2 separate regions of the Homo sapiens genome follow, and region 1 is linked to region 2. The links are chromatin loops, found by intact Hi-C in ENCODE. Cell type or tissue: MCF 10A. All regions are shown on one strand. Each heading gives the region's core, and the rest is flanking DNA. Links, peaks and the distances in the headings are about the cores only.

Region 1 (15,066 bases), core at 8,197-10,696, 66 kb before region 2:
TGGCTCTGTCACCCAGGCTGGAGTGCACTGGTGAGATCTTAGCTCATGGCAACCTCCACTTCCCAGGCTCAAGCAATCCTCCTACCTCAGCCTCCTGGGTAGCTGGGACTGTAGGCACATGCCACCACACCTGGCTAAGTGTTTGTACTTTTTGGAGAGATGGAGTTTCCTGGGCATCATGATGCCCAGGCTGGTCTCAAACTCCTGGGCTCAAGCAATCTACCCGCCTTAGCTTCCCAAAGTACTGGCATTACTGGTGTGAGCCATTGTGCCTGACCATACATAAACTTTCAAGACAACTGTTGTTGCCTTGTCCTTTTGTCTGGCGAAAATGTGGCTTTGAGAATTGTTATGGGCTGACTTGTGTGTTCCCAAAATTCATATATTGAAACTCTCATCCCCTGTGGCTCAGGATGTGACTGTGTTTGGAAATCGAACCTTGGAGGAGGTAATTAAGTTAACATACGGTTATTAGGGTGGGCCCTAGTTTCACGGGACAGAGACACACATAGAGAAAAGGATGACTGTGTGAAAACACAGTGAGAAGGTGGCCACCTCCAAATCAAAGAGGAAGGTCTCTGAAAAAACCCAACCTGCTGAACCTGAATCTTGGACATCCAGCCTCCAGGATTGTGAGAAAATAAATTTCTGTTGTTTAAGTCATCTCATCTGTGGTATTTTGTAATGGTAGCCCTAGAAAACCAACAAAAATTGAGGAAATTTTGTTCAACATTGTACATGGAATAAGCAGCTGAGCAGGACTTGAATATCTGCCATCTGACTTCAAATTCTACAGTATTGCCACTGCCCCCAGTGTTTTATCTTTCTATGAGAAATTGATGGTGGTGCCATGAGGCAGCAAAGGAGAGTGCCATCTCCATGGATCAACCACTGCTCTAAAGAGGACATGTGTGGCTGGGCATGGGGGCTCACACATATAATCCCAGCACCTTGGGAGGCTGAGGTGGGCAGATCACCTGAGGTCAGAAGTTTGAGCCTGACCAACATGGAGAAACCCCGTCTCTACTAAAAATACAAAATTAGCTGTGTGCGGTGGTGCATGCCTGTAATCCCAGCTACTCGGGAGGCTGAGGCAGGAGAATCACTTGAACCTGGGAGGCAGAGGTTGCAGTGAGCTGAGATCGCGCCATTGCATTCCAGCCTGGGCAACAAGAGTGAAACTCCATCTCAAAAAAAAAAAAAAAAAAGGACACGTGTGTGAGGACCCAGGCCACTTTACAAAAAAAAAACAAAGCATCCTTTCCTTTGCTTGCTGGGGTGTGATGGGTTTGATAACTGTCGTATTCAGAGAAGGAGACTTGCTGGAGAAAGAAAATTTCTCTTCCCCAAAACTTACAACTTTTCAGTGAGCAGTAGTGTTTAGTAATTAATTATCACTGGTTGTTACAAGTCATGCCAGTTTTCTGAAACATCCTGGGAAATGTCTATGGGTGATAGTAATGCTATTTCCTGTTCCTCTTGTTACTTGCATCCTCACAGATTTGGACTTCTGGGAGCTGAAATATTTTGTTTTTACATTTATCTGTTCCCAGCAATATTATAATGTTCTCAGTTTAAGGGCTTACATATTAGGGCTTCCTCTGGATGTTAAAACATCTGTTTCTAACTCTCAAGAGAAAGGAAAAACACCCAACTTTTAATTATAAATACAACAAAATAAAATGTATGTGGACCAGACCACCTTCTGGAATTCTCCTGATAAACAGGTAGATTAAAGGGATGTGAAAGAGATTTGGAGTATAAGCAAGGAAAATTATCCCCTGAGGTCTTAATTTATTCTACTTTGGAGGATGTACTCAATTTTCTTTCAGTTCAGCAAAATTAGTTGAGAATCTATTCCTTTTTGGATATCGTTTCGCAAACAGCATGGAGGAAGTAGTCTTTTCTGTTACAAATGTATGAGCTTGTATGGATAAGTAGATAAGTGGCTCCACCTCTGATTTACACAGTTTACTGCCTTCAGAGAGTTTTCAGGATGTGACATAGGAAGGAAGAACCCAGGAGGGGACTGGTGGGTTTCCTGAGTTGAGAAGACAGACTGCTGAAATGTTTCCAGGCAGACCATGGCAGCTAGAGTTCAGAGGGCAGAGCACAAGAGACGAGATTGCTGCATAGAAAGAGAACTCCAGAGATCTGCAGAGGGTCCTGCTTGAGGATTCAGGTGAGTGTGGACAAGTTATATGCATATGAGGAAGTGCACCTGAAGTTAGGGAAAGAACCATGGAAGAGGATTAGAGAAAACAATGCCCAGTGTTCACATAGGGCCAGGAGTAATGACTGTTTACACCAGCCAGACTAGAAGAAAATCCATGACACATGGGGCATTAGATAGAGTACTGAGACAAATAATCAGTTGCAGATTGAGCATTGCTTGGGTCCTGTCTAACAAATCTTACAAGCAAGACCTCAAAAGATAAATCTTCCAAGTACTGTAACTGTATATCAGAATAACATATAAGAATATTTATAGAAATACAAAAATACCCAGCAACATTATAAAATTCACAATGTCAGGTATCCAATAAAAATTACCAAGCATGAAAAGAAGCTGTAAAATACAAAATGAGAATTAAAAACACACTTATTTTTGTTAAGATTAAGTGTGAAATTGACACACATAATCCAGAACTGATATAGATGCTAAAATTAGCAGACAAGAACATTAAAACTGTTATTATAATTTTATTCAATACATTGAAAACGGTAATTAGAGACACGAAAGATATAAAATCCCTAAATCAAAATTCTAGAGATGCAAGCTACAATATCTGAGATGACAAGTACAGCAGATAGAATTTATGGTAGATTACACATTACAAAAGTAAATATGAGAAACTTGGAGGCATAGATATAGAAACTATCCAAAATGAAACACAGAGAGAAAATAGACTGAAAAAAAGAGCCCTAGTGTACTGTAGAACAATGGCTAAAAGTTTTCTAAATTTGATGAAAACTATAAACTCACAGATCCAAAGTTCAATGAACCCAAAGAACAAGACACGCAATAAAAACTACAAGTTAGACTATAGTTGCTCAAAATTAATTAGAAAGAACACATCTTAACAGCAGCCAGAGAAAAAAGACACATCACATACACAAGGACAAAGATAAGGATGGCAGAAGGTATCTTCTTGGAAATTATTCAGATAAGAAGATAGTGGAGCAATATCTTTAAAGTACTAAAAGGAAGAAACAAACCTGTCCACCTAGAATTCTATACTCCAGAAAAATCTCTTTAAAAAATCAAGGCAAAGAAAAGACCTTTTCATACATACAAGAGTTGAAACAACTAATTGCCCGCATATCCACATTACAAAAAATTTTAAAAGAAGATTTTCAAGCAGAGGAAAATAATATCAAATGGAAGCCTGGTTCTACACAGAGGAATAAAGAGCACCAGAAATTTACAAGGGCAAAGATATAAGATTTTTCTTCTTATTGTTGTTGAAATCTGTTCAAAAGATAATTCGCATCTTAAACAAAAATAACAATGTATTGTGGATTTTATTACATGCATAAAATTAAAATGTATGACAGCAAATTAGAACATAAGTGAAAGAAAGAAAATAATAAAGATCAGAATGAAAATCAGTGAAGTAGAAAACAAAAAAGTGACAGCAAAAAGCAATGAAACCAAAAGTTGGTTTTTTGAGATAATCAATAAATTGATAAACCTATAAACAGACTGGTCTTGAAAAAAAGAAAGAAGACACTTATTACCAATATCAAGAATGAGAAAGATGACATCACTGGAGATATTAACAGAATAACAAGGAAATATATAAACAACTTTATGCCAATAAATTTGACAACTTAATTGAAATGAGAAAACTCCTTGAAAGGCAGAAATTACCAGGCTGGGCATGGTGGCTCACGCCTGTAATCCCAGCACTTTGGGAAGCCGAGGTGGGTAGATCACCTCAGGTCAGGAGTTGAAGACTAGCCTGGCCAATGTGGTGAAACCCCGTCTCTACTAAAAATACAAAAATTAGCCAGGTGTGGTGGTGGGCACCTGTAATCCCAGCTACTTGGGAGGCTGAGGCAGGAGAATCACTTGAACCCGGGAGGTGAAGGTTGTAGTGAGCTGAGATCATGCCATTGCACTCCAACCTGGGTAACAGGAGCAAAACTCTGTCTCAAAAAAAAAAAAAAAAAAAAAAAAAAAAAAAAAAAAAAAAAAAAAAGGGCAGAAATTACCAAAGCTCACTCCAGAAGAAATAGATAACCTGCATAGCCATATTAAATTTGTAGTTTAGAAATCTTCCTATAAGGAAAACTTTCTTGGAAATTCTTCCAAACATTTAAATAAGCAATAATACCAATTCTACGTAACAATTCTCTTCCAGTATATTGAAGTGAAAGAAATATATGCTAACTCATTCAATGAGACCAGCATTATCCAGATACCAAACCCAAGAAGACATCACAAGAAAAGAAAACTATAGACCAAAATCACTCATGCAGATAGATGCAAAACGTTTAAATCCAACAATGTATAAAAGGGATAATACATCAGGGCCCAAGAATGCTGGCTTAACATTAAAAAAAATCAATCAATTTAATTCACCATATTAAAAAACTAAAAAGGCATCGCAAGGTCAGGAGATCGAGACCATCCTGGCTAACATGGTGAAACCCCCTCTCTACTAAAAATCGAAAAATTAGCCGGGCATGGTGGCGGGCACCTGTAGTCCCAGCTACTCAGAAGACTGAGGCAGGAGAACGGCATGAACCTGGGAGGCGGAGCTTGCAGTGAGCTGAGATCGCGCCACTGCACTCCAGCCTGGGCAACAGAGCCAGACTCCATCTCAAAAAAAAAAAAAAAAAAAAAAAAAAAACAAACTAAAAAGGCAAAACCACATTATCATCTCAATAGATATAGGAAAAAAGCACAGGATACAATCCAAACCCAATGTTGAAAAACGCTCTTGATAAACTAAGAGTAGAATGGAACTTCCTCAACCAGGTAAAAAGCATCTATGGAAACCAATAGATAATGTTATATAAAATTAACTTAAAATAGACCAGATACCTGAATGTAAGGTCTGAAACAATGAAACACCTAGAAGAAAACATGGGAGAAACTGTAGCTGACCTCAGAATGGGGAAAAAAAACCACAAGAATTGCCCAACTGGAATGATGCTGCCATCTTTGGAAAAGTAAAGATTGGAGGTAGCTCCACAAACAAGAGTTTCTTGTGCCGCCTCTCCACAGAGGCCCTTCAAAATGCATTATTTTTTCTTTGTACTCTGTACTTAACATTCCTTGTAAACCGTAGCATGTCTCTATCAAGGTAAAACAGCCAGTGTAGGTTAAATTTCAAGGGAACCAATCATTGTTAACGACTGTGGTGACTGTGGTAGTATACAATGTGCAGAGAATATGACCCACTGGAGGTACTGTACCTGGACAATAGGCTGTACACAAGCAGCACAGCAGGGCCTTTATACCTGAAGTAGGATAGGTTCTGACATTTGGATTTCAGTGCTTTGTCCATCACAGGCAAGGCCAGCAGTTCAACACAGTATATGTCGGGGAAGTGGAGCCTGTGTGAAGAACACATATTTTATATCATACTATGTGCCAGGCACTATTAAGCACTTTATATCTATTATGTTATTCATATAAGATCCGGTGTTATAGGTATTATTATTTTCATGTTAAGCTCATGGAAGTTACATAATTTGTCCAAGGTCAACAACTGGTAACAGCTGGTGCTCAGGGTTGTCTTATCATTGTGGTTCTACATTTTTAAAATCTTTTCCATTTTATCAACTGTCTCCATAAGATCAAAAAATATTTTGCTAGGTTGCAAAGAATGGTATGCATATCTCTCTAGGACTTGAAGAGCATGAGCCCAGAAAAACTCTACCCCTTTATGAAAGGGCAGTTGTTAAAAAGGCTTGGCAAATCCCCAGCCTCCTAAGTGTTTGGGGGCCATACATCTCCTAAGTGTTTGGGGGCCATACATCTCCTAACTGTCTGGGGGCCATACATCTGCTAAAATGGGATACCTGGAATGTATTCCGTATGAGTGTTTCTTAGCAAAAAGATGTAAAGGTGACCCCATCTTTGGCCTTGAAATGAAAGAGATTTATGAGCAAATATGGTGTGGGTGTTGATTCCATTTGGACTCAGCATCACAAAGCTAGGTAGAGGTGACGAAAAACAACAAATCATGGTGCTACAGAAGAATTTTGTGACTCTTTCAGGCAATTCATTTCTAATGGCAGCTTATCTACTGAATAGATTTTCAATACTGATGGAAGTAGTCTCCTCTGGCATTGCTTGCAAAGTCAATTCTGACACACGTGGAGAAGGAGAAGTGAATCAAGCCCCTGTGATTTTAAGCAGAGGGGGGAGCCATTCCTGTTGTGGTAATATTACAGATTCCCATAAAATAATACCTTTGGCTAAAAGTTTCATTGTCCTAGAGCTTTCAAAGTGATCACACATTGCCTAGTTGTTCTTACATAAAAGTACAAGCTAACGCATAAATAGATGAAAACATTTTTCCTCCTTACTGGTTTTATTATCTCATAGTATGTCCAGTGAAACATTTTTAAATGGACCTTACTATCTTTTTTTTTTTTTTTTTTGAGACGGACTCTCACTGTGTCGCCCAGGCTGGAGTTCAATGGCACGATCTCAGCTCACTGCAACCTCCACCTCCCAGGTTCAAGCGATTCTCCTGCCTCAGCCTCCCAAGTAGGTGGGACTACAGGCACGTGCCACCACGCCCGCTAATTTTTTGTATTTTTAGTAGAGACAGGGTTTCACTGTGTTAGCCAGGATGGTCTTGATCTCCTGACCTCATGATCCACCCGCCTCTGCCTTCCAATGTGCTGGGATTACAGGCATGAGCCACTGCGCCCGGCTGGGCCCTTACTTTTTTTAAAAAACATTTTTTAAATCAAGGCTTTCAAAAATACAGCAGAGACAATCCTTATCCAGATTTTCTTCATTTATCTCATCTTTTTTCCTCTTCCATGAACATCTTTATCTCTATCTACTTGAAAGATCTTTTTCAGTGAAAATCATTTTCGAACCTTTTAACAAAGGTCCCTGGTGATTATAATAAACTTAACACTCTTATGAGATAGTTAAAGCTCTGTTCAATGTAGATTCAGCCTCCCTTTGTAGCTCCCAATATGCTCCTACATGAATTCTATGTCATAGACCATTTCAACTACTTACAGTCCCTGAATACATACTGAAAATTTCTGCCCCTGCTTATGTCATGCTTTCTGGCTGGAATGTCTTCCTTCATCCTATTTCTGGCAGGGAAAGTTGTACTCATTGGGGAGACCCTGGCTATCTGTTCATCTAATGGCTAGACTACAGTTAGACTACATTTCCCAGCCTCCCTTGCAGTTAGGTGTGGGTGTAATTGATTTACACCACTTCCAGGTAACCACATTCATTCTTCACTTGCTCACTTCCTCTGTCCATAAACTGTGCATAAACTGCATGCAAATATCAGGACAACTAAGCTGTGCATTTCAAATATTGATGATGGCAGAATCATCATCTGTCTTGTTCCTAAAAGATGGAGTGGCACAGAGCCTCTCTCTCTATGATTTTGAAGTTTTTATGCATTAGAAAAAATTACTTTTGACAGTCCAGTTTGCTAGGCCTTCTTTAAATGCTAATATTCCTACAGTTCCCTCCTTGGCCACTGTTCTACTCACTCTGTATTCCCCTTATCAGGTGTTGCCTTTCCCCTGGCTTTAGTTTCATTGAGAGGCCACCCCAGCCTCTCTGCCTGCTGCTAATACGTCACCTTTTGCATAGATAATTTTGTCAGCCTCCTAACTGCTTTCCCAGCCTGTAATATATCCCCAAACAGTGACAGCCATCATCTGTCATAAAGCCCCATGTGGTGTGTGGCCACCCCTCCCCATTCCCAGCACGCGTTTATTTATTTAATGTGCCATTGCTATAGCAGAGTCCAGTCTCCTCTGTGTGGCTCTCCTACTGGCCCTGCCTTCCTTTCCTGTCTCCCATCTTGCTCCCATTCTCTTGTACTCTTTGTTTTAATCAAACTGAATTACTTTCCTTGACTGTGCTGTCCCTCACTGCAGGTCTCTGTATGTGCTACATTTATTCAGTATGCTCTGTACTTACTCTTCCAGGAAGCCTTCCTTGACCTCCACTCTCATTCAGACTGGGTTAGGAGTCCTCTTCAATGCTGGAGAATCACCCTGTATCTCCTTTACCATACTCCTTAATACACTTACTTGTAACTACTTTTCAATTTCTCTGCTTCTCTAATGAAGATGGTATTATGGTCTAAATGGTGCTCCCCCACCCTCAAATTCCTATGTTGAAGTCCCAATCTTCAGAAACTCAAAATGTTACAGAATTTGTAGATAAGGTCTTCAAAGTGGTGATTAAGTTCATATGAAGCCCTTAGGGTGGGGCCCTAATCCAAAAGGACTGGCGTCCTTATAAGAAGAGGGAGAGGTACCAGGGGTAGGTAGGTATGCACAGAGAAAAGACCATGGGAGGACATAGCAAGAAGGCAGTTATCTGCAAGCCAACAAGATGCCCCAGAGAAAATAACCTGCTGTCATCTGGATCTTGGACTTCCAGCCTCCAGAATGGTGAGAAAATAAATTTCTATTGTTTCAGCTACCCAGTCTGTGGTGTTTATTATGGCAGCCCATGCAAAATAATACAGATAGTGAACAATTTGAGGAAAAGATCGTCTTGTTTCTCTTGGGATCCTTATCATAAACCCTAAACCTGTCATATAGTAAAGGCAAAATACATGTTTATGAAATCTCTCAATTGATTAATTCATTGATTGATCAATAAATAAACAAATTTGACATTGATAAGTAAATAAGATACAGTTTTGAGGAAGTTACTTTGATATGGTAAATTGGAACCCTATTATGCAAGAACTTGTAAATCACAGATGCTCAGGAAAAATTTGTTGGTTGGAGAATGATAGGGTCATATCACAGCACTGTTTTGTATTTATAGGAGGTTTTCTCTAAGACAAAAATGGCTCTGGATTCTATTAATACATCCCTCTGCAGTGAAAAGCACTAATCATTGGGATTTTTCTGGGGAGAGACCAGAGGTGAGGGAGGGGACACACAGCTTGCCCAGAACCTGTGTGAGCCACTGGCCCAGCTGGCATGGAGAGGGACACCGGAGTGTTCTTGCTGGCTGGCAGAGTGCCAAGTCCTACAGCTACTGCTTGTAGATAATCCTTACAAAGCTCTCATGAGATGACTTGGCCGTACTTGCTCCAGAATGACAATAGCACCTGGAAGGCACATTCAGGGATTATGCAATGGAGGTCAAGAAATGGCAGATTTGAGAAAAGAAAGATCAGCTCATCAGGGTTTATATAACAGCAATCAACAGGACACAAAGTGAAGGCAGGGTCAATCAGACATCCAGATTTTTCTATCCACAAATGTGACAATATCTGAAAACTTCTGGACGGTAAGTAGAAAAGCTTGTGTTTTTTCACATATGTGGCACATTTGGGCAAACCTGAGCTAGGAACAGGCTTGTTCTTAGTTCCTAGTTCCTCCCTCAGAAGGGAGCAGGTTCACTGTTGTCATATTCTTCGAAGGATTTCACTGGATGGGAAGTGGCTAGATTTGGCTGGGGCTGTGGTTTAAGAGGCACACATGCATATGCAAATAAGCACACATGAAGTTGGAGGCTGCTTGTGTGGCTCCAGGAGTACAGTGTGCCAGGACTTCCAGAGAGAAGAAGACCCCCCTCTGGACTGAAAAAAGGGCCCTGCAGCAGCCTACTAAACCAACAGTGTTCAGGGCATTGAACCAGCCCACACCTGTGCACAGCTGGTGACAAGCATCGGTCATTAGCATCAGTAGTGATGAGAGAACACTGTAGGATAATGTGCTCAGGGAAAGAATGCAGGTAGACTCAAGCCAGTGGTGAATGTGTTGATAGTCACGGTGGTTGCTATGGATAGGGATCAGGAGACAAGGTTAAATTTCAGTTCTTAGGGAGCAGGTATCATCTGCAGTAAACAAAGAGGGCTTGCTAGGAAACAGGGCTGTGGTTGACAGCCAGCACATGTTGCTGTTGATTCGTGGAGTTGTGGGCTCACTGGACTTGAGAGGGTCCTGAGACCAGATTAAGTGATGCTGTCACTCATATTCATTCACTTGACCAATATTCATTGAATGCTTTAATGCATGGATCAAGAACTACACTAGTTGGTGGAAATTAAATAGCAAAAAATAGGAAATCTTGTCTCCTGATCTAGCCTAGTGGAGGATATGGAGAAAATGAGGCGGCCGGGCGCGGTGGCTCACGCCTGTAATCCCAGCACTTTGGGAGGCCGAGAAGGGTGGATCACGAGGTCAGGAGATCGAGACCATCCTGGCTAACACGGTGAAACCCCGTCTCTACTAAAAAAAAAAATACAAAAATTAGCCGGGCATGGTGGCGCGCGCCTGTAGTCCCAGCTACACGGGAGGCTGAGGCAGGAGAATGGCGTGAACCCGGGAGGCGGAGCTTGCAGTGAGTCGAGATCGCGCCACTGCACTCCAGCCTGGGCGACAGAGCGAAACTCCATCTCAAAAAAAAAAAAAAAAAAAAAAAAAAAAAAAAGAAAATGAGGCCATTGCAGTGTAGCATCCTCCAGGCTCCTAAAGGGGCAGCAAGCTGGGCAACGAGAGCTCACGTGGGCCTGATGGGCAGATGCTCTCCTCACTCTCTAAAGGAAGTGAGGCCCACAGGGAGATCTGAAGGACGAGAGGAACTGAGCCAGAGGGAAAAAGGAGGGCTAAAGTGTTTACTACAAGAGGGGACAATGGCTGTACAGTGGCTCAGAAGAGTCAATAGTTCTCAAAGGCTGGAATATTCGGTGGTAGAAACAAGGCAGAAGTAACCTGGCCGGGTACTGGTGAGGCTCGTTTCTCCTGGTGGTGAGGACGATGAGCCGGCAGGCTGGGTCTGTGGAGCTGATGCTCAGAACACAGAGCAAGGTGAGAGGCAGAGATTGGGGAATCACTCACATGCAGCTATTAATCAAAGGCCTGAGGGTGAATAAATCCTCCCCCCCCGGCCCCCCTAGAGAGTGTCTGGGGTGAGAAGTGAAATCCCAAGAAACCCTGACATTTAAGGAATGGGCAGAGTCCCAGGAGCACCCAAGGCCAACAGAGGCAGAGAGTTGGGAGGGAAACCAGGAGGGGTGGCAGTGAGTGTCCTAACAGGACAGCAGGTTTTAAGAACAAGGCCGTGACTGACGTTGGAAATGGGGTTGAGAAATCGAGTAAAACCAAAACAGAGAAAAGGGTCTACTCAGCACCCCGGGATGGCAGGTGACCTTGATCAGAGGCTTCCTGATGATTCAGGCATGGGGAGGGGAGTAGAGGACTGAGTAGGAGGTAAGAAAACAGCGTGGCCAGCTTTTCTAAGCCCTTTGGCATGATGGCAAGACAGAGGTGGGTTGGAACTGGAAGACGTTGGTGCGGAAGCACATTTTTAAGATGGAAGAGATGAGAGTATATTTGAATCTTACTGAGGGCAACAGAAGGCTAAAATATTTCGGCACAGGTAGGGGTGGCTTCCTCTGTTTAGGTCTGCTGTGGCTTCTGAGAAGAGCGAGTGGAAGATGTGTCCTGTATTATGGCAAATCCAGAACCCATTTAGATGTGTGCGGGGGCAAGGGACTGAGCTCTGGGAGCAGACGGTGGGGGCTGAGTCCTGCCACTTGCATATCCTGGCTGTGTGATCTTCAGCACACCACTTAATCTCTCTGAGCCTCAGTTTCTTCATCTGCAACAATAAAATCTACCTCGTAAAGCTATTTTAAAAATGAAATGCAATGGTGTACGTAAAGCTGTCAGCACAGTGCCTGGTGAACGTGCATCTACGTCTAGCTTTCTTATCAGTTGTTCCACGTCAGAAGGATGGCTGCCTGTCTGTAGCCTGTCCATTCAGTGGAGATGCTGGGAGCCTCCTCCAGGTGTCCGCCTCTATCTTGAAAAGGATGAGGGCTCATTGTCTGCGCTCTGCTAAGGTCTCTTTCCCAGTCCCAGATGCAGTGTGCAGCTCCCTGTTGATCTCCAGGATGTCAAGGCTGTATTTGCTGCATGGAGAGCCTCTGGCAGAGCCCAGCTGCTGGCAGCACACCTACAGGAAACAGCGTAGCAGGACTGGGTGACACCTCAGGGGAAACCCAGCTTCATGACTCTTTGCGGGAAGCTCAGCCTCCTTTTTTTTTTTCTGCTTTTTTTTCTGCAGGCAGGAATCTGCTTTCTGCAGGCAGGATGGAGCTCCTGGAACACTATATGCTACTTCTGAGATTTCTTCTTTGTTTTTGAACGTCACCACCATGTCTCTAGTGTGATGTAATAAGAAGGGATCACCCGGCGGAGGAAAAGGATTCCTCATTTTCTAAACCAGATACTATGTTTCTTTCTCTTTTGCTTTCTGCTCTCTACTTCCTTCCAGTTGAGACTGTGGCTGTCTTTTTTCCCCCTCCCATTAGAGAGTTCAGTGGGCTTTTCCCCACTGGAATCAGATAGAGACTCTGGGATGGAGCTGGGGGATTTGCTGATAGTCTGGTGAACCTGAGAGGAAAACGAAGCTCAGGTCACACAGCAAGTAACAGAGTGGCCAGTCCAGGACTCAAAACTCAGGCCTCCTGACTCCTGGCCCAGTGCTCTTTTCAAAGCGTCCTTCCATAAACGATGAGGATTTTAGTAATCCATCCATCTCCCTGCAGCCTCCCTGAATGTTACAAATATTAATATACTCATCTGATACACCTTGCACACCTCCTGTGAGGCAGATCCTTTCTAGGCACTGGGGACTTATCAGCAAAACAGAAATAAATCCCTGCTCTTAAGGGGCTTATGGTTGAGTGATGGGAGACAGATAATAACCACAATAAACAAATAAATGATAGATTTTCCACAATGTCTCTCCAGGGAACATTTTCTCAACAGAATGGTTCTTGATTTTTTAAAGCCCAAACTCCATAAAATGTATATGCCTTTCTATACAATGTTTTTGAGTCAATGATTATATAGAAAAACGTGTATATTTATGACCACCTAGCTCAGTACAACATTTCAACAAAACGATTTGCCGAAATAGTCTTGAGTTCCATTCTAAATACTGTACATTTTCTTGAAAGGCATGTTGAGTGTCAGCATGGGGTGTGTGTCTTGGTGGTTGTTAGAACTAAGAGGGGAGCCACTGCAGGTCATCAAGCAACTCTTTGTTACAAACATGAATTTTTTGGTGACCAGGAAGCCATGCTTGAGGCATTTTACATTCTAACATGAGAGTTCATTATTTATATACAGATAGATAGGTGTTTTGCTGTATATTAGTTACATTTAAAAATTTGATTGAGAGTCTTGGGTGGTGGATGTGAAACATTGTAGCTTTTCCCAGGTAAAGTCATAGGAAAGACTCTGAGTTAGAGTTTTTGTGCAGAAGACTGATTTTCAAGAATCTCTTCTTGATGTTAAGTATGTGGTTGGAAGGTGAGAGGTGTTGGAAAATACTAGACCTGAATTTGTTCAGAGTCTCATAGCAATGCCTGGTTGAGACTCTGGTCTCAGCCTTAGTGTCCCCATGGGTGACAGGTCCCGTTTGTGGGGGGAGCTAGCACAGGAAATGACCAAAGAGTCAGATCCATTTAGGTGGACACCCTGGCTATGAACTTGTCCTTCCCTTGGCTCAGTAATGATGACCATGACCACTTGCAAAATAACTTCAGCAGGAAATGCAAAGTGATTCTCTCATTGAGTTCAATGTGAATCACTTGCCAGGAGAGGTGGCTCAATTCCATGAGCGTTTTCTTTTTTTTTGAATGGTAACTGTGGAATGGTAGGAAGCGTCCCACAAAGGATTTCCTTTGGTCATTGTTTTTTTTTTTTTTTTTTTTTTTTTTTGCTGAGGAAAAATATGTTATTGGGGAGGGATAAGAATCTCCCTCCCTTTGTGAGTTCTGTGATTCAGAGTTTAAAAGGCCAGTGACAGGATCTGGGTCACAGCGTTGGTTTCCTTCTTATGTGAGACCTTGTGCTTCATACGTCTGTCCCTTTAAATATTGGGACTGGAGCTCCATATTCTGTCTCATGTTTATACTTGGTCACATGGTGAAAGGTGGATTCCTTGAAGCTAGACTCTGTACTAAGGGAAATACCATGCATTGGAATAACCCAATCCTGCATTTTAACTTGTAGAGTTAAAAGGTCACTTCTTCCTACATCCTTCCTAAGCAGAAGAACCCCCGCTCCCCGCCCACTCCTAGTGACAGCTGAGTGAGGCCGGTGTGCTCCCAGCCTATCTGATCCTGTGTGGGTATATTTGCCAGGGTTTTCCAGAGACAGAACCAATGGCATGTGTGTATGTATAGAAAGAGATTTATTTTGAAGAACTGACTCACAGGATTACGGAGGCCGGCAAGTCCAAAGTCTGCAGGATGAAGGCCCAGAAGCAGCCAATGCTGCGGTTCAAGTCTGCAGGCCGTCTGCTGACAGAGTTCCTTTTTGCTCATCAGTCCTTTGTTTTATTCAGGCCTGCAAATGATTAGATGAGGCCCTCCCACATTAGAGAGGGTGATGTGCTTTACTCAAAGTCCACCAATTTAAATGTAAGTCTCATCCAAAAATCCCCCCACAGAAACATCCAGTATAATGTTAACAAGATAGTTGGGCCCCACAGCCCAACCAAACTGACATAAAATTAGCCATCAAGGTGGGGTTCAGCAACTAAAATATTATATGTACTAATGTTCAGCAACTAAACCACACACACACACACACACACACACACACACACACACACACACACGAATTAGACTCTCCCTCTGTGGAAGGAAAGGAAGGGCAGGCCTTGAGTGAGGACAGCCTCTTCTCGCTCCTTTCTGCCTAGGATGGGCAAGGGCTATGGCACCTGGGCTATGGCTGATTAAGAGCAGCCTTGGCTACAGAGACTTTAAAAGCTGGTGTTAGCCAGTTGCAGCCCGCCTGCAGCCCTAGATTTGTGTAGGGAAGAAAGGCAAATAGCAGATGTATGTGTAT
Region 2 (15,066 bases), core at 5,393-7,892:
AAAGTTGAAGTATTCAGATAGTGTGGTATTGGGGTAAGGAGACAAATATAGATCAATGGAACAGATACAGAATCCAAAAATAGACCCCCACACATATGGCTACTTGAGTTTTGACAAAGATGTGAAGTTAACTCATTCCAACAACTAGATTCCACCAGGAAAAGAACTTTGACATTTACCTAGCATGACAAACGCCAAATTAACTCAAAATGAAACATAGACCTAAATGTAAAAGCTAAAATGATAAAACTTGTAGAAATGAAAATTGGATAAGATCATTGTGACCTTGGGTAGGCAAAGATTTCATAGGACACAAAAAGCAAAACCATAAAGTGAAAAAAAAGAAAAAAATGGACTTTATGGAAACAGAAACTTCTGCTTTTCAAAAAGCATCATTAAGATAATGGAAAGCAAGCCACAGACTGGGAGAAAATACATGCAAAGCATATATGTAGTAAAAACATTGCACCCTAGAATATGGGCAAAATACTTGAAGAGATACTTCATCAAGAAGATACACCAATGGCCAATAAGCTCATGGAAAGATGCCCAACATCAATAGCCATCAGAGAAATGCAAATTCAAGCCATAATGGGAAATTAAGATGACTGAAAATACTAAGTGTTGGTGAGGATATGAAGCAACTGTAACTCTTTACATTGGTAGCTGAAATGTAAAATTTACTGCACTTTGGAAAACAGATTAGGCATTTATTGTAAAATTAAACATACCACACAACCCCTAGCAATCCCACTTCTGGGTGTTTATGCAAAAGAAATAAAAATATATTCACACAAAGATGGGTACTTGAATGCTGGCTTATTTCCTGGGTTGCTGTAACAAACTCAAATTACGATAAACTGAGTGGCTTTAAACAGCAGAGAAACATATTTTCTCACAGTAATTGAGAAAGAAGTCCAAAACCAAGGTGTGGGCAGGGCCATGCTCTCTCTGAAGGCTTAGGGGAGAATCTGTTCCCTGGCTCTCTCTTAGCTTCTGGTGTTCGTGGCAACCCTTGGTGCCCTTTGACTTGTAGATGCGTTATTCCCAGCTCTGCCTCATCATCTCATGGCATTCTCCATGCAGGCCCCTGTGTCTGTGTCTCTTCTCTTCTTATAAGGATACAGTCATATAGGATTAGGGCCCATCCTGATGACTTCATCTTAATTCAATTACATCTTCAAAGACCCTATTTCTGTCTGTGCCTATCTGTGGCATTCACAGGTACCAGGGGTTAGGACTTCATCCTGTCTTTTTGGGGGACACAATTCAACCCACAACAAATGTAGACAGCAGCTTTGTTGGAAACACCCCAATGCCCATCAGCTGGTGAATGCATAACCAATTCTGATATATCCACATAATAGAATATTACATAGAAATTGAATTTCTATATAATAACAGATGAATCTCAAAAGGTTTTGCTGAGTCCAAGAAGCAAAAACCAAAGAGTACACACTGTATAATTTCATATACATGAAATTCTAGAAATGACCAATCTGATCTAGAAATCTCTCAAAAAGCAGATTAATGTTTGCCTGGGGTTGGGATCAAGGGAGCACGGAATTGTTGGACTGATTGCAAATTGGCATTAGGTACTTTTTGTAGAGATGGAAATATTCTATATTTTAGTTTTAGCAGTGGTCACAAAAGTGTATAAGTTTGTCAAAACTCACTGAACTGAACATTACCAAACTGAACACATGTAAATTATATCTCAATAAAATTTATTTAAAAGTTCAGTTGCAAACAACTGTTTAGTAATCTATGGCATAAAGCAAAGGTTACCTTTTTGAATGAGTTTATATTTTTACATTTACTCTAAATAAAGTTTGATTGTAACATCTATGGAAGGTAGTAGAATCTACCCATTTACCACTGGGAAGTTGGGGAGATGTCTATGTTTTTTTTTTTTCTTCCCTAGTGCCTTTTATCCATCTTCTGCAAGTAGCATTCCCTCTTTTTCCTTCTTTTGGTGAACTGCTTCTTTCTCATTCCAGCCACATATTTTTAGGTGGTCTTCCAATTGTAATGGACTTCTTGACAAACCCCACCCGCTTTGCCTAACCCCACCCCCTTTGCATCCCGCCTTTACACCTTCCAACTCTGCCACTGGGAGCACATGGAGAACGTTGACCCACAGTAGAAGATAATAATGCTGAACTGGTACAAAGAAGCCACAATAAAAGGAGGAAGAGAGAGAGAAGGTCCAGAAGTACGAAGTCTCTGGCCTCAGAAATCTGCCAATCATTCTCCACCTCCTTACCCCATAATTCCCAGTTTCTTGAGCCAATAAAGTAACACAATTTTACTTTTTGTTGAGAACTTACAGTTAAGTTTCTTCCAATTCCAACCAAAAAAACTTCATAAATTAGGATTAAAAAAAATTGTATTCACCGTAATCAGGCTGCCTCTTATATCAAAAGGGGGCAGTTTCTGTAAGAACACCCACCAGTCTATATATTTTCAAGTTGTCAATATTACTCTTAATGAAAGTCAGCCTGGACTTTCCTATTTCCCAATATTCCAGTACATACTCTTGCCTAGTATATTGAAGCTCTGACCTAGTTTCATTTTATTTTTTTCAACTTTAATTAATATGGCATAAAGTTGGGTTAGACACTTTGGTGGCTGTCTTAGTTGTTGCCTTATATTAAGCATGAAGGCAATGAATTAAAACTAAACCTGGATTTTAAAATATAAATTGCCATCAAGCTGGGTTTTCTTCATCAAATGCTTTTGCAGGTGACAGTTTCAACCCCTAAAAAAATGTGCATTTATTGCTGTTCAATTAAATTCTGATATTTTTCCCCTTTCTGATGGTTTAGAAGACCATTGAATCCGTATTCTGTTATCTGTGGTACTCTTCTCAGTTCAGTTTCATCTATTAGTTTAATCATCAATAAAGTAGAAAAAACGCTTTTTCATGTGCATCTATATCTGTCGTGGTGTCCTCCTAAGAGCTCACCAAGGTATGCCTAATACTAGTTTGGGAATTTCCCTGGAAATCCACAGGAAGCTTACGGATTGGGAGCCCTTGCCTTGCTATGAACAACCAATTCTCCCTTTTATGACCATCAGGAAACCATTTGCTATATTTAACCTTTTGGCATTTCCTCCATTCTCCAGGGTATTTAGAAACCCACTAACGTGGCTCTCTGATCACTTCTTCAATGCTTCTGGTAGTTACTTTTGGAGCCTAAAGACTTATACTCATTTTAAGACACTTAATGCTCTCCGAATACATTCTCATCTACTTGGGGCATTAGTTTCCTCCATCTGAGTCTCATTATCCTTGGTGCAGAAGTTAGAAACAAAATGAAAATATAATTATTAACTTCCTGAATTCCCTGCATGACTGAATCCCTGGAGCATCATTTTCCCCTTGTGGGCCTTTTGTGAGGGATCAAAAGAGATGGTATGGGCAAAGTACTTTGTGTAAGGCAAGATGGTAGTGATTGCTGGGCATTGCCCCAGAACCACTGCCCCTAGCAGGTTAATCCCTGGCGTGGACACCACTGATAGAGCAGGTTCTGTCAGGGAGTAAGGGGTATAACCTTTCTCCCTAAAGAGCAACAGCTCTTTAGGCAAATAGTGTCTCTGCCCATCCTGTTGTTGCTTCCAGGAAAGGTCAAGGACAAGGTTTCAGTTCCTGAGAAAGACTGACACAAAGTCCCAGTTCCTGAGGGTTTTGTCGAAAGGAGTCAGGCTTGGCTCTTGAACACCAAAAGGGTGCCCCATGATGGGGGGCAGGGGTGCTGAGACTCAGGGAGACCAGTGGTCGCTGGTGGGACACTGCATCCTCAGTCACATGAATGTGGGACTAGAGTGGCTTAAGATGAGAACAGTAAAAGTCTTGATACAAATGACTCGTTTGACCACTCACACTAAGAGACTTGACCAAACTCTAGAACATCTTCTATCAGCTCAACGCCACATCCCTAAGATGAGGACACCAACTTCCTTAAATGCCTGCCTGAGAAAGCTCCACCATGCCAAAAGCATTTGCTGCTTGTTCCAGCCAAAATCTGACTACAGGCTCCTGACTGCCCTTTTCTTAGAGCATTTACCTTAGAAAACTTATGACTGTAAACTCTTCCTCTGTCTCTTTAAGATGTATCTTCTGCAACCCAGGAATGCCTTTCTCAAGGACCTGGGAGCCATACCTTTGCAGTGAAATCATCAGGAAGGAGAGGGCTGCTGCTCCTAGTCTCTGTGGGAGATGCCTAATTACCCTGCCCAATCTCCCTGGAACACCCCCCAGGACTTTTCGCTTGGTGCACCCCAGCATTGAAAAAGCCTCCGCCTTTTCTTTCACTGAGGGTTACCTCAGTTTATGCTGGAGTCTTTCTCCCTTGTTGCAGTGGTCTGAATAAAACCAGCCTTGTTTTTTTTAAACAACTGTCTGGTGAACGTTCTCTCTTTGACAAGGAATTCAAATGATTACTGGTCTGAGATACTGGGGTAGAACCAAACTTTATGGGATGGGAGGTAAAAGTGGATCCAGCTGAGGTGGGCCAAGGTGGCAGAAGGAGGAGGAAGGAGGTAGTATTTAGCAATGATCCACCTTGAGGACAAGCTGGATAGATGCCAGCCTGGCAATAAGAGGCAGGGTGTCAGATCAATGAGTTGATAACAAAAAAAGAGCTCATAAATTAAGACAAGCCAACAAGTGGCCTCCAGTGGTCATACAAAACTCTATCTTTAGCTCTGTTACCCTTTGTATCAGTAGTTTAGAGAACTGTTTAAAAGCCATGTGTGTAGCAGTCATGATGGCATGATTATAATTCCAAATAATCTTAACAGTTTGAATAAAGAGCTAAAATTGTCAGGATGAAATCTAAAGGAAACAGAAGGGTGGGGAATCTAATATTCTAGGCAGAGCAGGCTACAGAATTTGCAGGGCCCAGTGCAACATGAGAATGCAGGGCCCCAGCCAGGACAGGGAAATTGTCTCCCTGTCAAACAGGCTCACTGCCCCAATCCACACCAGGGGTTGGGGGTTGGGGAAGATCCTCAAGAGACTGCAGCCTTGGTTCCAGGATATTTTTCATGCTTGAGTAGTTAAAAGGCTGACTGTGCTGTGGCACTGTGAGCCCAGGGTAGGACGCTTCCACCTTGCCATGGCCCAAGTTTCTATAGGGTACATGCTTGACCTCAGCTCTCCCTGGCCCATGCCAAGGCCCTTGCTGAGGGTGAAGTTGGCTGTGGGGCAAGGACAGGGAAGTGGAGTTGAGTGGGACCAGGAACCCATCTCAGGGAGGCAGGGCGGTGGTGGGAGGTGGGACTGTGCAGGAACTGAGGCTCCATTGGCCCATGGACTGACAAAATGCAAGTTCACAGGCACAATTCTTAAGAACTTCAAGATGGCGACCATGGAGCATTAAACTGCAAATAACTTCAAGATGGTGAGCATGGAGCATTAAGTCACTTTCCCTTCTGAAAGTGGAACCCTGTGCGAGGGCCCTGGTCTTACACCCACAAAGCTGACCTGGATTTGAGGCTAGAAAATAGTGTTTGAAAGACTGGAAATGAGAACCTTTTTTTTTTTTTTTTGTACAAAACACTTTGAGTAGATAGAATGGTTCTGTAGGGGAATGAGAAACGAGCTTAGGAGGCAGGTTGAACACTAACTTTAGAGAAACCAGATTGGGGATTCATCTATAGAGAAGACATCATCTATAGAGAAGACTGGAGAGCTGGGGAGTGACAAGGTGAACTCGGTATTTTAGAAGAAGTAATTTCCAGTGAGATGTCTTTTAGAAGCTTGTGCCTTTCAACTGTTCTTTTTTGTTGTTTTCATACATAAAAACTGAAGGAACACTTTTTTTGGATCAAAGAAGAGCAGTTGCCTGGAAGGCTTTTTTTCACTCACTTTTTCCTACTGTTCTGTGCCCAAAATCTACTGGAACTTTTGACATTTTGCTCTTCTTTGCCTCTGGATTTTAATGCCAGCAAATTAATGTGTAAGATGTCGGCAGAAAATGACTTTCACAGGACAGAGTGACCTTGCATTTTTGGTCAGGAGAAAAGGAAAGCAGCAGACACACTAATTGCTGAATTACAACGAACATTTCTATGAGCCTTTGAATCTCTCAGAGGAATCAAAACAAAACAAAATTAGAGCAGCGATATCAAGCACCAGCTTTGCAGGCAGACAACAGGTGGAGATAAAAGCCAAATGCTCAATTTCTCTCAAATATCAGAAAAAAAAGTGACTTCTGTTTCTAAGGGACTTGAAATAATTTTCATCTGTATTCCTCTCAACTTAGTAGTAATTTATAAAATCAGGCATTTCCATGGCAAATACATGTGCACACACCCACACACATGCACACATGCACAGGCATGCCCCGTAATACTTACTCCACGTACATGTAATTGAAGCTGCTAGAGAACTGGTAATACAGAACTTCTACAGAACTGGTAATACAGAACTTCTACAGAAGCTGTTGAAATGCTAGTGTTGTGAGAAAGAAAACTTCACCAGAGTGGCCTGTAGCCAGAATAAGATTTTTTTGTTTGTTCGTTTTTGTTTTTGAAACAGGGTCTTGCTCTGTCATCCAGGCTGTAGTGCAGTGGTGTGATCATAGCTCACTTCGGCCTCAACCTTCTGGGCCTAAGTGTTCTTCCCACCTCAGCCTCCTGAGTTGGGATACAGCTATGCGCCACCATGGCTGGCTAACATTACTTTTTTTTTTTTTTTTTTTTTTTGTGGAGATGGGGTCTTGCTAGATTTCCCAGGTTGGTCTCGAAACTCCTGGGCTCAAGTGAGCCTCTTGCCTTGCAGAATAGGAACTTTTATAGTGCTGAAGCATTTGCCAGAAAAAAAAATCTCTGAATTTCTCTAGAGACAGAAAAATGGATGCAACCTTTGAGTGGAAGAGTTTTGCTTTCTCTTTGTCATTCTTTCACTTGCATCACTGGCCTTGAGAAATCTGCCTATTTCCTTGGTTGCCATGTTCTGACTAAGAAGATGAGACAATCTTTCCCCCTAGTTTTCCTGTGCATTTTAAACTAGCCTCAGCCACTATAAAGCTCACTCTACCCCTCAGAATATGTTCTCCTTGCCTTGGTTATGTGCTCTTCTCATTCCTTTGAGCAGCTTTTAAATATTTTCAGCTTTTTGGACAGCTCCCTGCATAAATACACACATTTATGAAGATAGCACTACTGTACCTTTGTTATTGGGTGCTTTTCCCTTGTATAGACAGCGTGGCTTTTCTGAGAAAGTGTGGTTGAACCAGGGTCAGCAGTGGAGCCAAGCTGACCAAGGTCCCAGTCCTGGTACTGTCCTTTGTTGTCTCTGTGACCTCTACCCAGTCACTTGGCTTCCACCCTTCCTGACAATAGGGATGGTGATGATGCCCTCTCATGGGTGTGTTGTGAACATGAAAAACAATCATGTGTATAAAGCACATGAACATAGTAGGCACATGGCAAGTGTTACCACATGCTTAATTCAGCTGCCTGCCCTCCCAACAGTTCACAGAGTCTTGAGCCATAAAATCATGTGAGCAAAATGTTGCAGGTGAAAGCCTGTGCCCTGCTATGACCAGGCTTCCTTTCCTGCATATCAGAAATTCTAAGATGGCAGGTTTGCTTCTCCTCAAGATGTCCAGCAATTTCAATGAAAACCTCTTAGTTTTTCTCAATGAAGTTCAGAGAATCCACTCTTTTGTTGCTTCCTTTATTAGATCACAGTTGAAATTATCATCAGGGCAAGACTGGAAACTTGGCTGATGATCTGTTTCTGGGACACCTTTTCTAGAAGATGCCCTAACCACTGCCACAGGCTTCCTTGGGGCCATTTTGTGATGTCCATCAGGAATGGCCATGTTCCTTATAACACAAGCCCATAATCTTTAATTTCATAAGTTAGAGTAGACTCAATGGCAACTGGCCCTGCCATCTAATTATTTCCCCCCAAAAAGCCTTTCATATTGACTATTTTAAAATTTATTTTTTTATAGATATTTCTCAATAGCTTTTGTCGAATAACAACTGGATACAGTGAAACAACATTCATCTCTCTCTCTTTTTCTTCTTCCAATGAAACATTCCTCTCTTTTGATGTAACATTTTGCAGCCCATTTTTTATGGAAATTTTATCAGGAAGTTATGTAACTCAAAGTTAAATGGGTGCTGCTGCCCCTTATTATTTTCTAGCCGAAGTGAGTATTTGGTAACATGTACTTAAAACATTTTTTAAGTTAAAATTATTATGTCTGTATTCTACAGTGCATGACTTTAATCATCCATTTATTTGTATATAATGTGGGATCTGCATTGAAGAGAATCAATATTCTCCTTGGTCCACCTCCATTTATAAATTAAATACTTGTCTTTTGCCCACAGTGGTTGTGCTTCTGACCTGCAACAGAGAAGAGCTCCTTTATAGAGATTTGTTGTTAAATTTAACTTCAAACTTACTGCTGCTCAATAATTAGAACATACATAAATGAGAGGGACAATATTTATGAAGCATTGCTGAGAAGGTGTGCAACCCATTGTATTTGATACACTAAAATCTTTCCTTGGTTTAAGCTAAAGATTTAAAGTTCCTGAAGCATTACACTATCACTCTGTGTTGAAGGACATTGAGAAAAGCAGACATGTAGAATTTACTGCTGTATTTACTATAGATACTATTGCTGAGAACAGTATTCACTTCATCACTACTTGTCCTCTTTAGAAGACAAGGGAGAACTTTCTCTTAGTTCTTAGGATAAGGCATTTGCCGTGGATTGATGGTTTGAATATGGTTTGTCCACATCGAATCTCATGTTGAAACAGGATTCCCAATGTGGCAATGTTGGGAGGTGGGACCTAATGAAAGGTGGTGGTTGGATCATGAAAGCACCACCCTCATGAATGATTAATGCCATATCATGGGAGTAAGTGAGTTCTCACTCTCACAGAAATAGGTTAGTTCCTGCAAGAGTGGGTTGTAATAGGTGAGGCTGCCTCTTGTGTTAGGTTTCTTTGCACATGCTGCACACCTTTCTGCTTCTTCGCCATGTTGTGATGCAGGACATAGTCCTTCCTGGAAGCTAAGCAGATGCCAGCACCATGCTCTTGGACTTCCCAGACACCAGAATTATGAGCCAAATAAACCTCTTTTCTTTATAAATTATGCAGCCTTGGGTATTCTATTATAGCAACACAAAATAGACTGAGACAGTACCATAGCTGGCTTTCTCTATTATTATCTTGTGGACTCTTTGGCTCATTTAAATGTTACATTTTCCTCTTTGCTTGGGCTGCAGAAAGCTCAACCCAAATTTTCAACCTACGTTTCCTGAGTGTGCAGAGTGTATGGTAACCTCATATCCACCTCTATCCCATTGGAGAGGGTTCCCCAGTGGTCTGGGTGCTCTGCCTCTCTCCAAGCTTTTGCACCTTCATCAGCAGAAATAAAGACTCCTCATGTATCACATTCTTTAGTAAGAGAACAGTTCTTCTTTTCAATATTCAAAGCTTGTCTGCCATTATCTCCTTGAGATCATCATGATGTGTGCCTTTTATTATCCTTACTTATCAGTTACCACTAGATATGAAGACTTCCTAAGTCAGTGCTCGTTGCGGGATTCTCATCCCCTAAGGGTCTCCCATTCCCTTCTCTAATCCCATATCCTATGTCTCAACACCTTCTACATTTTCTACTGTGATTTCCAGAGTTCTGGGTCAGTTATTAGAAAGACCTCCCATATTTCCACCACTTCTAATTCTCTCCACCTTCTTCCTCTACCTGAAATTTGACTCTCTGCTGAAGTCAATATTTTTCCAGCAGTTTTTTCAAGTGGGTGTTGTTTTCTTTCTGACAGCCCTCCTACCACTGGGCCTAGAGGTGGGGTGCTGTCCTTCTTGCTCCACATTACTGTTCTAAACCATTCCTATCTGTCCTCTTTGCTCCCTCACCCCAGCTATGTAATTTATACCATCAGCATATTCCACACCCATCTCTCCTAGTTTCTGTCATCCATAGACCCCTTCCCCTAGGTCATTCTCTTTCATTTTCTGAAGATTTTAACTCCTGGTTCACTGACCCTCTCCTCACCATAGTCCTTTTATAATTACAGGTAAATTCAAGTAGATATCCCAATGCATTTTAGTTCCTCAAGTTTATCGTCTTTTACCCAACCTTATACTCTCAATCCTTTGCTCATATATCTTAAAACTTGACATTACCACAAAGGATTGGAAAGGAAATAAGCACAAGTGAGTGGCTTAAAACAAGACCCATTGATTAGCTCAAGGTTGTGTAGGTTAGACATCTGGGCGCACTGCTGGGATTCTCGGCTCAGTGTCTCACCAGTCTGCATTCTCAAATGGCCCTCACATGGTTGTGGCAGACTTCCGTTACTTGACGTTGTGAACTGAGGTCCCCATTGCCTTGCTGGCTGTCAGTCTGGGCCATTCTCTGCTCCTAGATGCCACCCACATTCCTTGACACGTGACCCCCTAAATCTTCATAGGCAACAACGGAGATTCTCTTTTCTATAGGGTGCTTCTCAAGTTTTGAATGTCTTTTATCAGGGAGAGCTCTGTCCCTTGTAAGGACTCACCTGGTTAGGTCAGTTCTTATTGGTCAGTTCTACATGTCTGATTAGGTCAGACTATCTGAGGCTAACTTTCTTTACTTAAAGTCAGCTGTGCTATGTAACATCACCCAATCACCTATGCAATATTCATATCTTCATAGGTTCCTCCCACACTCAAACAGAGAAGACTATCCAAGGGCTGAGTCATGAGAGAAGGGGGGGTCATTTTAAAATTCTGCCTACCACACCCTCAATGTTCTTAACTTGAAGAGTTCTATTCTTAAACTACCACCTACTATCTCTAGCTCACTTCCTCTGTCTCCATGACTTCAATGATACTTTGAACTCACAATCTCCCACATTTTTATGTCCCTCATCCCCATCCTCTCTCTACTGCCCTCCTTTATCAGCATATGATCAATCACCATAATCACTCATTGAAATATACCATTAGCTCTCTTTTCTTCTCTCCGTTTGTTTAATTTGCCTGACAAAACTCCAAAATGGTTAAATCTGACTCTACTTTTTTCTCATCCCTGTATCCATGTAGATAAAAGTGGCTAGAGAAAAGCATACTCCTACACTGACTGATCATCCTTTAAACCTGTGAGTACTAATTCAAACAGATTCTTAAAGCTGCCTAGCACTCATAAGACATTTCCCTACAATTAGATACCCAAACTTTTAGACGTAGAACAAAGGTATTCAACCATTTTTTACTTACAGATTTCCTAAAATAATTTTTAAAAACTCTGTACCCACTTGCATATTTTACATTGATATTGAAATTTTCATCAGAAATTCAAATAGTTGAAAATCTTATTACAATGTATTATATTTTTAAAAAGTTGCAAAACTCTTTTACTCTAAAGAAATATCATAGCAATTTGATATCCACCATTACCATTAGAAATGTATAAATAAGTTGGGCTGGGCACGGTGGCTCACGCCTGTAATCCCAGCAGTTTGGGAGGCCAAGACGGGCAGATCACGAGGTCAGGAGATCGAGACCATCCTGGCTAACACGGTGAAACCCCGCCGCTACTAAAAATACAAAAAATTAGCCGGGCATGGTGGGGGACGCCTGAGGCTGAGGCAGGAGAATGGCGTGAACCTGGGAGGTGGAGCTTGCAGTGAACCGAGATCACGCCACTGCACTCCAACCTGGGCGACAGAGGGAGACTCCGTCTCAAAAAAAAAAAAAAAAAAAAATTAGAAATTTTATATCATTCTTTTTTCCTTATTGAATTTATATTTCCACTCCACATATAACATAGAATTATATATTTTAAAATTTAAGATGTTTTGTTGTTCACCTTATCATACATTACTGCAGTCAATCACATATGTGATATATATGTCCTGAGTGGAAGGCTCTAAATGTTTGATTTTTTTTCTGACTTAAGGTATCATTACAATCATGATCATTATGTAATTAATCAAAATTATGCAAATATCTATTTTAGTAAATAATCACTAAATATAAAATAATAAAATTTGAAAGCTACATCTTACAGTAAACATAGAGCTGATGTGTATTTCCCAAAATTTTATTTTGGAAAATTTTAAATTCACAAAGTTGCAAGGATGGCACAATGAACACCCATATATTCTTCACATAAATTCAACAATTGTTAACATTTTCTTGTATTTGCATCCTCTCTCTCTCTCTCTAGTTTTCTTTTTCCATGGAACCTTTTGAGACTGTTCAAATGGCAGTAAGGACATGCGTCCATAATAATACAAGGGAAGGCAGAGTGCATGGACATGATACAGATGGTGGGCAAAATGTGGTGGGGGACATATGGAAGCTTCTATTTTTTTGTGTATGTGAAAGAGGAATCAGGAGGAAGGAGGAGGAGTTGTTGGATGTTTATAAAAAGATGAGAAAGTATGAGTCATATTGACCAGTGAACTTGTGTCTGGGGTGGAGAACCCCCCTTGACCATTTTTTTAATGGGGTACAAGACCATGAAGACCTTTTTTTTTAAATGGGGTACAAGACCTTTTTTTTTAATGAGGTACAAGACCATGAAGAGTTTTAAGCAATCCATTTCCATGTGTATTCCTTCCTTAGAATTCTGCCTGCCACTCCCTCCATCTTCCCAACTTCAGGAATCCCATTCTTAAATTACCACCTATTTGCAACTCATTTCCTCTATTTCCATGACTTCAACAATGCTTTGGACTCCTGTTCTTCTCCTTGATGCACTTTCTTTATGAGCCTTCTAGGACACCATATTCATCTAGTTTTCCTTCTGCCTCATTGTTCACTCCTTCTGGGCTTCCACTGCTTCTTCACCCTCAGCCCTGACTGCTAAATGTTGAAGCACGTAAGGCTGAAACCTTGGACCTCTTCTCTTCTCTCTCCATACCATTGTCTATATTATCTCATCCAGTCTGATAGCTTTAACAACCGTGTATGTGCTCACAACTTCTCAATTTGTATCTCCAGCCTGACCTCTTCTCTCAGTTCAAGATTTGTGTATCTAACTACCTAAATAAAATCTTCACTTCTCTGTATAGTAAACATGCAAAACGTTTTAGTCAAAACCAAACTCTTGCTACTTTTGTCTCCAAACCTGCTATACCTGAGATCTTCCCCACCCCATTTATAGCAATTCAATTCTTTTCAGTGCTCAAGTCAAAAATTTCAGAGTTACTCTTTATTTCTCTTTCAACTCCCATTGCCAATTCATCAGCAAATCCTGTTGGCTCTACCTCATAAACATATTCAGAATCCAGCCACTTCTCATCATCTCCACTGTTACCCCCTGGACATTGCCAATGCCATGCCACACCTGGAATTGTTACATCAGCTGCCCTACATCCACTCTTGCCCTCTTCAGCCTGTTCTCAACACAGCCATAATTCTGCTGGCTGCTCAGAATCTGCCAATGGCCAGAGTCCTTACCATAGCCTACAAGCCCCTTCCTGACTGTCCCCATTACCTCTCTAGGTGCACCTCCTGCCATCTCACCTACTCCCATCCTGTTCCAGCCATACCAGCTTCTTTGCTGGATGCCCAAAGTGCCAGGCATTTTCTCACCTCATGCTTTTGCACCTGCTGTTGTTGCTTACAGGGCTTATGCACCTGAGAGATTCCAAATCTTAATTTTCATTAGCTTTACAGTAAACCTACCTCTGACTATTGGTCTTGAGAACCTGACAAGACAAAACTAGGCTCCAGCCCAGAAATGCACTGACACCATGATGCTACATAGGATTCTTTCTGGCCACTGCTATGGTTTCTGACTTGCCCTGACTCCTGTGATCGGGGCTTGGCAGCCACCAACATCATATTGATGGGTGGTCCTCCCAAGGTGGCCAGTGGCTTGGATGGCTCCCATGTCTTATGAACCTGATCCAGTCTGTCCCATTTTTTTGTAGACTGGTGAGGTGAGTGAGCACAAATACTGTTTTGGGTTCGGGGATGGCAGTCAACTATGATTTTTGGCTCTTTCCTCTGATATTGGCATGGATCACTTATTCCGGTCTCTGCTCAAATGCTGCCTTCTCGGTGAGGTTCCACCAGCAACCCAATTTAAGTTAGCAACCCCCCCACCCCCATTTTAATAGTACTCCCTTTTCCCATTCCCTGTTTTATTTTTCTCCATAGCACTTATCTGTTATACTACTACGTTTTGCCTACTTGTTTACTATCTCCATCCAGAAAAACAGTGATTTTTGTCACTGCTAGATCCCTATACTATCTTTTCTTTAACATACTTTCCTGAATGCCTCTCCCTCAAGTTTGAGAATATCCATAGAGTTATATTTCTTCTTGATATGTAATGTGACTCTGCTTCCCCTCCCAACAAAGCTATTTCTTTTGACTTGAGTTTGAGCATACCTTCTGCAACTGCATCTCAACTAGGAGCTCCAGACAACCAAGGTTTTTTTTTTTTTTTCCGAGTGGGGGAGGGGGGCACAAGCTAAGTTGTATTAACCAATTCCCTTATTCATAACTCATAAATGAACATTAAAATCTGATGTCATCAGTATTGCTTCTGACTTCTTGGCTGTTTACTGTTTCGAGTGAATTATTGGGTACATCCCATCCTGTTTTCTTCTTTTTGAGACTGACCCCCTCCGTGTAAACAAGCCTAGGCTCTCTCTGTTTTCTACTCTTCCACATCTACTTCATATTATACTAGCCTGCCCTCCTGCCAAATTATTCTGTTGGCATTTTGAAATTCTTTACCTTAGAAGCTGGGAAAAAATTGGAGGCTGAAGCATGGCATCATTAGAAGTTTTTATGGTTGGGAGTAATCACTTTTATATTTTTATAGATTTGACAGCCTAGCTTTCAAAGGCACAGCTGTAAAACAACACATATTGGAAAATGTCTTGCTGGAGCCCATAACCTATGCTATCAGATACTTCACCCATTAATTATTTTCCCCTGCAAATAGAAGATTAGAAAGTGGCTGACCAAAGGTGCTAAGAACTGATTCAAGACAATTTGCATTTGCACACAGTTTAAAAGCACATTCGGAATGATTTCCACCTTGTAAATGTG

What was found. Peaks named below come from ENCODE experiments on the same cell type or tissue, not always from the same donor. Only the 100,000 strongest peaks of a DNase experiment are listed, where the experiment ranks them.
Region 1: a loop joins it to region 2, with 4 times the contacts of the local background. A loop is called at or near these places in 3 of 110 quality-filtered maps.

The regions. Positions count from the first base shown.
Region 1 is chr13:40,312,735-40,327,800 of GRCh38, reverse strand. No RefSeq gene overlaps it. Among named protein-coding and RNA genes, the nearest start is that of LINC00548, 100 kb to the right of the region's middle. RefSeq lists a silencer at 9,755-10,049. In MCF 10A, for the core only: no CTCF peak of the experiment used is centred there; a DNase peak (open chromatin) is centred at 9,240.
Region 2 is chr13:40,243,720-40,258,785 of GRCh38, reverse strand. No RefSeq gene overlaps it. Among named protein-coding and RNA genes, the nearest start is that of LINC00548, 31 kb to the right of the region's middle. In MCF 10A, for the core only: no CTCF peak of the experiment used is centred there; a DNase peak (open chromatin) is centred at 6,935.